Regions from separate parts of the Homo sapiens genome. Here regions 1 and 3 are each linked to region 2. Evidence: chromatin contacts called from ENCODE Hi-C or POLR2A ChIA-PET data. All regions are on one chromosome and are shown on one strand. The core of a region is the stretch at or near the end of the contact, and the rest is flanking DNA. Distances in the headings are between cores, read along the strand shown.

The links. A loop is a pair of places that touch in the nucleus more often than their neighbours do. ChIA-PET counts read pairs that join two places held with the same protein, here RNA polymerase II (POLR2A). Pooled maps may share reads with other maps.
Region 1: a loop to region 2 is called in a map of CD8-positive, alpha-beta T cell, with 12 times the contacts of the local background. The contact joins two enhancer-like sites. A Hi-C loop is called at or near these places in 18 of 168 maps with a recorded cell type or tissue (CD4-positive, alpha-beta T cell, CD4-positive, alpha-beta memory T cell, CD8-positive, alpha-beta T cell and 14 more), 6 of 37 single-sample maps with no recorded cell type and 15 of 50 pooled maps. POLR2A ChIA-PET finds 5 or more read pairs at or near these places in 14 of 52 experiments (CD4-positive, alpha-beta T cell, CD4-positive, alpha-beta memory T cell, CD8-positive, alpha-beta T cell and 10 more).
Region 3: a map of CD8-positive, alpha-beta T cell shows a loop between it and region 2 (8-fold over the local background). The contact joins the promoter of ALDH4A1 here to the enhancer-like site in region 2. A Hi-C loop is called at or near these places in 46 of 168 maps with a recorded cell type or tissue (CD14-positive monocyte, CD4-positive, alpha-beta T cell, CD4-positive, alpha-beta memory T cell and 32 more), 23 of 37 single-sample maps with no recorded cell type and 30 of 50 pooled maps. POLR2A ChIA-PET finds 5 or more read pairs at or near these places in 14 of 52 experiments (CD4-positive, alpha-beta T cell, CD4-positive, alpha-beta memory T cell, CD8-positive, alpha-beta memory T cell and 11 more).

What each region holds. Positions count from the first base shown.
Region 1 is chr1:18,924,558-18,928,168 of GRCh38, reverse strand. The region is part of intron 1 of IFFO2 (intermediate filament family orphan 2); the gene reads left to right. Among named protein-coding and RNA genes, the nearest start is that of ALDH4A1, 24 kb to the right of the region's middle. RefSeq lists enhancers at 330-419, 920-1,039, 668-1,294, 1,320-1,539. Within about 2 kb of position 1,393, at least 34 of the 41 ENCODE cell types and tissues checked have a DNase peak (open chromatin) inside an H3K27ac peak, as active enhancers do; they include CD8-positive, alpha-beta T cell, sigmoid colon and thyroid gland, where a contact is called at or near this core.
Region 2 is chr1:19,073,600-19,076,701 of GRCh38, reverse strand. UBR4 (ubiquitin protein ligase E3 component n-recognin 4) reads left to right here. Exons shown (of 106, transcript NM_020765.3): 106 at 1,806-2,192. The coding sequence ends at 1,870. Among named protein-coding and RNA genes, the nearest start is that of IFFO2, 120 kb to the right of the region's middle. Within about 2 kb of position 1,694, at least 17 of the 41 ENCODE cell types and tissues checked have a DNase peak (open chromatin) inside an H3K27ac peak, as active enhancers do; they include CD8-positive, alpha-beta T cell, breast epithelium, gastrocnemius medialis and 4 more, where a contact is called at or near this core.
Region 3 is chr1:18,901,144-18,904,677 of GRCh38, reverse strand. It overlaps ALDH4A1 (aldehyde dehydrogenase 4 family member A1), which reads left to right and starts at 2,123. Exons shown (of 15, transcript NM_003748.4): 1 at 2,123-2,216. The coding sequence starts at 2,155. LOC124903866 (a long non-coding RNA gene) reads right to left here and starts at 2,565. Exons shown (of 2, transcript XR_007065519.1): 1 at 2,426-2,565; 2 at 1,307-1,868. IFFO2 (intermediate filament family orphan 2) reads left to right here. Exons shown (of 9, transcript NM_001136265.2): 9 at 1-398. RefSeq lists enhancers at 1,070-1,887, 1,827-2,056 and a silencer at 2,137-2,356.

The DNA of each region.
Region 1 (3,611 bases), core at 144-2,643, 150 kb after region 2:
TTTCATGCGCAGGGGCTAGAGCTTATTGGCTGTCCATTTTCGGGGGAGAAGACGGGCTTGCAGCGTGCCATGTGGGAGAGAAAGTCAGGAGGCAAGGCATCCACACGTGCATCAGTGCTGAGCTGCCCAGGAGGTGAGCCCTGTGTTAGCAGTGGTGGCGGGATTTCCACATTGTATTCCCAGCCCTGCCCCACTCCCACTCCCTTATCGGATTTTCTTTCTGCCTTAAATATGAATTGTCTGTGGTATTCGAGGGGGATGGTGTGCAAGGAGGAAGTTGACTCGGTTGTGGTTTTCAGGTTCTCTAGAAGGGCTCAGAAGAAGCAAGTGGAGGCTGTTGGGGGCACGCAGCCCTGACCCCACCGGGGAGCCTGCTCTGGTCTTCCCAATCCATCAGCTTCTGCAAAACTGCATTTGCAGAAAGGGCTCCCCTGGTCTACCACTGTGCCTGCAGCCTCTTCTTCCAGCTCAGATATTATTTTAGAGAAGAACAGCTGATTGGGGCCCCCAGGCTTGGCCCTGGCTCTGCTGTGAGGATGCCTCTGTGCATCTGCAGGTGGGCAAACACAGGAGCTAGGGCAGCGCAGAGCTGAGGGGCATTGGCTGGGCCAAATCTGTGGTTTGAGCAGCCGGGCTCCAGCACAGCTCCCTGGCCACCTGCATCCAGCCCTGCTGCAGTGGGGTGAGCTCCCCGAGGCCAGGGTGGAGCTGAGAAGGTGCCAGCCCTCCACCCGCCGGGAAGGAAGCTGCTCTCTGCCCCCACCTGCCCTCTGCCAGAGGCCAGGCCCACGCTTGGCCCAGAATGAAGTCTTCCACTGAGGGCTCCAGCCCAGCCTCACCTGAGCTCATTTCCCTTCACCTGAGTGAGTCGGCCTAGGCGTGCCGGCCGCTCGCCTTCCCGCAAGGTGTGGGCCATTTCCACACCTCCCTCCCAACTCTGGAGGTGGGAGGCAGCCATGCGCTGTGCCGTTGACGTGGAGCTGCTGAACACCCATGGTCTGCTGGATGCCAGGGTGCTTTTACCCACACCATCCCCTTCCTGTAGTTCTCACAGCCACCTTCGAAAGGGGGTGGCTGGTTTCCCAACTCACAGAGGGGACAACTGAGGCCCAGAGAGGGTAACTGACTTGCTCAAGATCACGCAACTGGGAAGTGATGGGGCAGGATTTGAACCCGTCTCTTGCTGCCCTGGTGTCTTGGGATGCTCACTCCAGGAGCCCCAGGTTCGTCCCTGGAGGGCTTCATTGTTTTGCTGGGCCTGCACCTACTTTCCTCCTGAGCGGGAGCCTCGAGCCTCTTTTTCTGACTGCACAGGAAGTGAAAAATCTGTGAGTCAGCCCCTCTGCTGGTGACTTCAGCTTGGGTTTCCGCCCCTCTGTAGGGCAGGCTTGTCGGTCCCTTTCCTGCGGGTCTGTGTGTCATCTTGAGCTGACGGGAGAGGGGGAGGCACTGGCCCTGAGTGGGGTGGGGGTGGGGACTGGCATAGAATCTGCCCACCCCTTTTCCCCAGAGGCCAGCAGAGACTTCTCGTCCCTCACGTGGTTCCAGTGGTGGCTCCTCAGGAATGCGGAGAGACCACATCTGGCTGGGGTGGTGCTGCCACCTCTCCCTCCTGGCCACCAGCCTCAGAGAGTGCTTGTTCTGCTAAGATGGTGGCCGAGGCCCCTGATCTCAGCTGCTTTGTGCTTTTGTGGAGTCATTTCCTCTCCCTGCACTCTTTGTTCTGACATCCCTGCCTCCCCTCCCTGGCCCAGGGCTGTGGGAAGTGGGAAAGGGAAGGTTTCTCCTTCTCCTGCCTGCTTCCTGCCCTGGCCATCCCTCCCCCTGGCCTGGCCTGGCCTCTCCCAGGAGAGGCTCTGGAGCCGAATGGATGAAGCTGAGTGCAGGGGCTATGCTGGGAATTTGCCTCCTGTGAGCCCCTGGGCTGGGATGTTCAGTCTAAGGATGCTCTGGGGGAAAGGAGTTCTGTCTGGAGGCGAGGGCCATCAGGGCACTGAGGAGTAAGTGCAGCTTTGGATCCATCCATCCATCCATCCATCCATCCATCCATCTATCCATCCAACCAATCCATCCATCCATCCATCCATCCATCCATCCATCCATCCATCCAACCAATCCATCCATCCATCCATCCATCCATCCATCCATCCATCCATCCATCCAACCAATCCATCCATCCATCCATCCATCCATCCATCCATCCATCCAACCAATCCATCCATCCATCCATCCAACCATCCATCCATCCATCCATCCATCCAACCAATCCATCCAATCCATCCATCCATCCATCCATCCATCCATCCATCCAACCAATCCATCCATCCATCCATCCATCCATCCATCCATCCATCCATCCAACCAATCCATCCATCCATCCAACCAATCCATCCATCCATCCATCCATCCAACCAATCCATTCGATAAATGTCTGACTCCTTAGCAAGTGCCCAGCCAGTTTGAGGTGCAGGGAATACAGTAGCAAGCACAGGAATGATCATCATAACCAGCTCTCTGGGCCTGCAGAAGGACTGGACCCCCGACCTGAGACCCGGCTCCTGTGCCTGTTTTCCCACCTAGACCAGGGAACTTGCCTCTTGCTTCCTCTTTGCCCCATCTCTGTGCCTGAGACCTCCCGAGATGAGTGCCAGCCCCCGGTGGCGGTGGGGAAGGTGGAAGTGGCGGTGACCACACAATGGAGCCATCACTGGCCCTGGCGTCACGGGACTGGCTCCTTTGGGCAAGAGCTGTGTGCCGTGGGATCCCACAACCATGCCACTGGGGAAGAGGAGATCCTGGGGCCTCCACTGCTTTAAGCTGTGGGGCAAACAATGGAAGTGGATGTGAGGCTTGGGGAAGAGATGACATTTGAGACAAGCCTGGGAGAATGGCTAGGGTTTCAGGAGGCTGAGGAGGAGAGAGGAAGAGGGGAAATGAGTTACCTGACCTCTGAGCCTCATCTGCAACATGGGGATGATCCCCAGGGGAGGGCTCAGCGGGATTTTATAGAGGGAAGTATGAGTGCCTAATGTGGTGGATACCACCGAGAAGGTAATCAATAAATGTCCCTTCTCTCATCCAGCGCTAGAAAAGAGAAGGATTTGGAAGTTTTATGAGCTGTTGGGTCAGGGTGGGCAGGGGCGGCTCTCAGTGATTCAGGCCGTGTCAGCCGTGGCTGGAGTTGTCCATAGGCCCTGGGTCTTCATTTTCCCACTTGTAAAGTGGGGACAGGGTAGCTTTCCAGCCCAGTGCATGTGCAGTATGATGGAGGGGATCTATGGAAAGGCCCTGCAGAGAGCACTGGGATGTGTTTGTCACCTCATTTTCTGCCAGTGGCAGGCCTGTCAATATTCTGGAGTCTTCAAAAGACCAGAAAGGACCCCTCCCCAGCCAACAGAACAGCTCCTGGACTGCTGAGGGAGACTCGAGGAAAATGGCCTTTGTGCCCCAAAAGTGATCTCTTTATGTTCACTCCAGCCTTCCTTCCCCTTTCAGCCTTAAAGGGCCCGGGCGTAGGATTCTGTCAGACCTGGGTTCGAATCCAGGCGCTGCCACTTCCTAGGCAGTCTTTGGGCAAGTCGTTTGCTCAGCCATGGGCTGGGGCTGGGAGA
Region 2 (3,102 bases), core at 445-2,944:
GCAAAGCCCCATGTCTTCCTCCGTGGGTCATCCGTAGCTTTATCTTCACGACCAGAGGAAACGCAGTATGAACCAGCCTGTCAGCTGCCACTGAAAGCCCTGGGAAAGATGCGTAAATAGCAAGTCACCGATAACGAGAACAGCAGCTCTAACATGTACTGAGCACCCCCTCTTTCCCCGACATGGGCTGTTCACTGTATGTGATCTCAGCCCTCGAGGCAGCCCTATATGAGGCAGGAGCTTTGGTTATCCCCATTTTATAGATGGGGTAAATGAGGCTCTGAAGATCAAATAAGTGGCCAAGGGAACATAGCTAGAAAGTGATAGCATCCCTGTTTGAGTCTGTTTTTTAATGGCAGTTCAGAGAATTAACATGCAAATTGGAATGCCCCTGTCTTCCTCCTGCGTCTTAGGTCACAGTTGACCCCAGGGAGGCATGGGCGACCCAGCAGGGCCGCTCTGAACTGTGGGTGTGGGAGACGTGGTCAGACAATTCCTTATCCTACTGCTAGTAAAATTGAAATTCTTTGTGTAACAAATTTGTCATTCTAATTGCAAACAAACACATTAGAATTGGTTTGTATTTCATAACCAAGCACCAAGTGACAGCAGGGGGAGGTGACTTGGCCCGTGCCTGGGAAATCCACCTAGGGTTAAAAGACAGTGCCCTGTGAGGTTGTGGGCGCCGCGGCATTACAGCCCCCATCAGAGCACCCGCCCTACAAAGGTCAGCTCCCCAGAGCCAACGCACAGGTAACCAAACCTGCCAGCTCTTTTTTATGATCTTGTTTCATTTTTTTATGGCATTCGTTGTGGGAATTTTGTAAAGTATAAAGAAGCAGGAAAACAAACTCCCCCCAGATCCCACTGTTAGGAGAACGCCTCTGCTAACATTTTCTCTATCTTGTTATCCTCTGGGAATGAGACCCACTAAAGGGCTAGAGTGTTGCTCAGTGTGAATTCCTCTTTCTTCCCAGCTCAGAGCCAGCTGACCGATTTTCCCAAACAGCTCTGTGCCTCCGCATTGGCTGCCCCTTGCAGTGTCCTCAGCGGAAGCTCTGTGCTGGGATGGTCTTCGTCGACCTGGTGCCTGCCTCCGCGTCTGGGCGGGCCTGTGCTAACACTGCTCACCTCTGTGTGTTTGTTAACTCCACCACCTCTTTACGGCTCCCACTGGCTCTGTTTCAGCCTAGATGTTTCACCAGCATCATACCTTAGCACATGCCTCGCGTTCTTCCCAGAAAGTCAGCCCTGGGACCAGGTGGGCTGGTAAAGTCCTCAGTGCTGGGCCCTGTGCCTGTTGCATGAGCCTGTGTCACTGTGACTGTGGAAGTTGGAGCTAGTGAGAGGAGGAGGAGGTGGGCAGAGGAAGGAGGGTCCCTTGGGCTCGAGCTCCACATCAGCCCTGAGCTGCTGGCAAGCACCCCTGGCCTGCAGCCAGGGAGAGCCAGAGCCTTTGCCAGGCAGCGAGCCTCCGTGCCTTCCACTCCTAGGTCAGGTTTTGACAGCACCACTTTATTACTTTGTTTAAGCTGTTAGAAAATTTCAGAACATCAGACACACCCTATTCAAATGTGAGAACAAAAACACCTTCCAGCAGTGCCTGCTTCTGGAACAGGACTCCTCCTGCGGAACAGGGTTTTGCTCAATGACTACCTCCCCGGTCATGCTGCTGTCCAGTGAGCAGCCGGGCCAGAGCTTGTCGGACCGCAGTGTGTTCTCTGCTAGATGCGGCAGCTGTGACTCAGGGGGAATGGGGGCTGTATGCCTGCTCCTGACACACCTCTGCCCGTTGTGCTTTGCAGGTCTTTTATCAGAAATCACCGATCCAGAGAGCTTCCTGAAGGACCTGTTGAACTCAGTCCCCTGACCACCACACAGCAGCTGCGGCGGCGAAGACGAAGCTGGCTTGCCTTCCACCCTCTGTTCTCCCTCCTTGTGCATTAAGTTCCCTCCGCGGGATGCTGCATTGTTACCCCGCCCTCCCCTCTCTCATTTTTCTTGGTGTGGCTTGGGGTTTTTAGGCTTCCTGTTTTATCTCGTGTGTGTGGTGCACCAGCTATGAGGTTGTCTGTAACCCAAGCCATCAAAGGGCCTGTACATACCTAGGAGCCATGAGTTGTCCCGGCCAGCTTCATACTTGAGTGTGCACATCTTGAGAAATAAACAAGTGACTTAACACACATTGAAAAGGAAGGTGTTGCCTGCTGCTTCAACTCGTCCTCAGTGGCGCAGGCCAAATGGTTTCCCTTGAATGCACAGCCATTTCCGGCGTCAGCCCGGGAAGACTCATGTCAGACCCGCTGTCTCCAGGCCTGTTGTCAGCGCTAAGTGCAACCTGTCTATTCTTGGCCAGCAAGTTGGGGCACCACATTGGATGGCTCTGATTTTTCCCAAAACAAAGCCCATGCCTTGCTCTTAATTTTTTGGCCTTAAGAGCTGGAACCCAAAGACACGTGGAGCCCAGAGCTTTCCTAGCCCTCGGCTGAAGGAAGGCTCGCGGAGTAGGGCACAGTCTTGTTGGACCACAGAGGCCTGGGGAGCATTTGACATTCTCATGCTGCTGTGAATCGGGAATCCCTTGGTGACTTCTCTCCAGGGTTGTCATGTTAAGAGAGGGCCTGGGGCAGACTTAGGATCAGGATAAAGAGAGTGGCTGCTATTGACATTGCCAAGCACCCAGTGTATCTTATTTCTAATCTCTTTGCCCATGAGCCAGAGCCGCTTGCCCAAGGGCTCCCAGCCAGGGGCTGTGGAGTTGTCAGGTTTGTGCCTCCGAAGCTGTGTCCTGACCACTGTGGCTGCCGCTCCTGGAGGCCTCAGACCTGCTCCCCTACACACGTGGGCAGCAGGACTCCCGAGGGCCTCTCCCCAGACTTCGGGAGAAGGCTCACCTCGTGGGAGGGAGGGCTCGCTCATGCCCATCTCCTTTCGTTCTTTGCGGGCCACTCGGCCAACTGACGTCGGCCTCTCCTGTCTGGATGTCCAGTTTCTGTGGCTCACTCCTCAAGCCAGATCATCTGGGACTGAGGGTGGCCTCTGGGCTCCTGTAGACTTCCACAGCCAGGATTTCACATCCCTCCCCAGAGCCTCGGACCGAAC
Region 3 (3,534 bases), core at 874-3,373, 170 kb after region 2:
GATTCTCTCTGGAAGGGAATTTTCTATGAATGGATGATTTCCAGGCTCAGGGTGGGCTGTGTGTTAGTTCTGAGCAAATCCCTCACCAAGACCCTTCCCTCCCAAGCCCTCAAAGAAATGAGGCAAAGCCCTTCCCTGCAAGACCCCTTGTGGATGTTTTTGCATCTACCTGATTTTTAGCCCCACCCAGGGAGACTTTATACCCCATGATCCTGCCCCACCGTTGCTGTTGTCTGCCAGCTGGGTCTAGCATCACAGGGAAGGGGGGGATTTATACTCATGGAAAGACTACTGATCCTACCGGAAACCAACCTGTTTACTGTACTGTTGTAAATATCATGCCCTTTATATCCTGTATATTGGCTTCTTTTAAATAAAGTGAAATGTCTTAGAACTGATGGTGCTTTTTTTTGTTTTTGTTTTTAAACAGAAGATGAATCTGGTGTTGGGGGAGGGGTAGGAGGACGGAAGGCCACAGAAACCCTCAAACTCATTAGTTAATTAGCCATAAAATAGGGGATTTCATATCACCTGTTACATTTGTAGCTCACAATAAAAGCTTTGGAAGATGACAAAGCAGGAATCATTACACACATTTTACTGAAGGGGAAGAGAGGACATGAGACATCACAGGCTCAGTAACTGGCTTGGCCTGGTTTGGAACTGATGTCCTTTTAACCACAAAGCCCCCATTTTTCCAGGCTCTCCAACGTGCCCACAGGAGGTCACCTTCCCAGGCTCTGGATTTGACAGTAACCAATGTTCTAGTTTTTCTTGTCAATGGGCATGTTCAGGGCAACATTGCCCAAATGTGAACTGAGCCCACCTGTCTAGGGTTTTCTCCAAAGGTGAAGACAAATAGCCGCCACCAATTCCAATTTGCTTTTTGCCATTCCTAATACTTGGCATTTAGGTAATCTCCCTCTCCTACTCTTCATTTAAATGTTTACATTCTCCCAAAGTACCTCAAATGGTGTAATCTGGAGAAAAATAAGTGGCTTAAGATCACGGGGGCTTTGTGAGTTGGGTACTATTACTTCCGTTTTACAGATGAGGAAACTGAGGCCCGGAAAGGATATGTAGTCTGCCTAGTGCCCTGCTTGAGGAACCAAAATCAGCATGGGAACTGACTCCTAAGCAGGTGCGCGGTTCATGCTGCTGGAAGAAATATAAACAAATTAGAACAGAGAGTAAGGAAACGTAACATTACTTTAGGAATAGATTGGGTCCCTGAGACCTCGTCATCAGAGAAGACTTCAGAATCCAAGTTTTAAATAGCATTCTAGTGTTTACCAAGCACACAACATTTTGCAAAGAAAGCTGAAATTTTTACTTGGGGGTAAAAGGCTCAGGAACAACTGGTTTTGCGGCCAAAGGCTTTAAATGAAAAGCTAAGCGTTGGCCAGCTCAGGTTTTATCTTGCATTGATCGTAATCTGCAAGGAAGCTAAGAAGCTGGCCGGCCCCGCGCCTGGAGGGTAGGTGGAGAGCGGCTGGGTCCTGGCCAAGAAGCTGGAAGGCAGGCTCATTCCAGGGGCCGCAGCCCCCGGGAAGAAGCAGGGGGCTGGCCGCGCTGTGGCCCTGCGGGGTCGAGGAGTCTGGTAGCGGACAGGTTTCCAGCCTTGTACAAGCCACCGGCAGCCCGAGAGAAGTCAGTCGGACTCCCATCGAACCCGGGGCGCACGCCAGAGGGCCGGACGCAGCGAGTCCTTCTGCCCCGCTTCAGCACGTGTCCCATTTCGGTTATCTCATTGGCTCTATTCAGCCCCTCTCTGCTCCGCTTTGGAAGGCTGCCGCAGGACCGCCCCGCTGATTGGTTCAGAAGCTTTGGTGTGTCACTCTGACTGGTCGACAGAGTTCACGCCCTCTCTCCCGGGTCATACCATAAAGAGAGGAGGGGAAAACGCATGCATTTCAGGACTTCGCTTTCGGGTTCCCTTGTCCTGTGTTGTGTAATGCCCCCGTTATGGCACTAGAAATATTTTTTATTAGCCGAAGCTAAATATAGTGGGACTTTGGCTGATCCCGAGCTCGGAGGACAGCCGGGGTGATCCGTTTCCCCCCGAGGATCGAGGTGGTGCGCTCTGGACGGGGTTGTGCATTCTCGCCGCGCCCGGGCGGACGATCCAGCGAACAGCCCCGCTTCTAACCCGAGATGCTGCTGCCGGCGCCCGCGCTCCGCCGCGCCCTGCTGTCCCGCCCCTGGACCGGGGCCGGGTGAGTGAGCACGGGGCCCGGGGCGGCCCGAGCGCGCGCCTGGGGCCCGGGAGCCTGAGAGTCACTGGGCGTCCCCCGCGCCGCACTCCCTCCCTGCCGGACCCCCAAGCTGCCTCGGTCAACGCCGGGTTCCTCAGGGGCTCCCCTCCGACCCCCACCCAGGCCTTTCTCCCACTGAGATCCCTTAGCCTCCTCCCTCAGGTAGTCACCTTCCTTTAGCGAGGGGACCCCTCTTCCCGAATCCTGCGACCGAGTAGGGTGCCTCGGTGGCCCTGCCGGTTCCCACGCTCGGAAAGTAGCCTCTGTAGTCACTCACCTCACTCCTAATACTGGATCTTCGCAATTTGCTGGCTTCCCCTGAGGGGCCCTTCTATTTTTAGCACACCACACATCTCACTTCCCCACCCTCGTCTCACGTTCAGTGTCCCCATCCCGCCCCGGATTCCCCGAGTCCTCTCCTTCTACCAGGATTTCTACCTCTCTCTTTTCCGCTCCCCACACACCCCGCCGCCCGTTTTTTTTTTTTTTTTTCAAGTTAAATGTTGGACAGAAAAAAGGATTCCTTTCTTCTTGTAGGTGGAATAATCATATTTATAGAGTGCTTATAATGAACCAAATGCTGGCCGGGCAATTGGCAGGTGTCTTATGAGGATTAAATGAGTTAATACATGGGGAGTGCACTGAACAGTGCCCAGCACAAAGGCAGCGCCCGGTTATTATTATTGCCACGATCATCATCATTATCACCTCTATTTAAACTTCTCACTCCTGTGAGGCAGGTCATTATTCCAAATAATGAAGAAACCCAGGAGCAGTTCAGGGGTGGACCTGCCCTTCAAATCCCGATTTGCAAACCTGACATTGTGGAGCCAGGTGCCTGGACCCTTGCCCACTCAATGACAAATATTCTCAGAGCCCCTCCAGCTCGGAGCTAGGTTTGGAGAGGTAGGTGGGACACAGACCCTGCCCCAGAGGGGTTCCTAGTCTGGTGGGGCTGCCCACCTGTGGATCAGCCCCCCCTCCCATTTGAGGTTTGTTTGCTTGACCCCTGGGGCTGTTAGTGGCAGTGTCTTTCCTGATGAGCTGTGCCCTTTCTGAGTTAATCAGTGGCCCTCTCCCTTCCCCCAAGGGATGGCATGGTGGTGCTCTGAGCACAAGTGAGTTGCAACACTGCTGTGTGTCCTCTGTGGGTGAAGAGGGGATAGGAAAGGGCGCAGGAAGAGGACATGGGACAGAGGGGTTCCTCTTCTAGGCTGAGACTGGGGCCACACTTGCCATACTCCCTGTGTGATCCCGTTTGCAGGCCTTCCCTGCACTC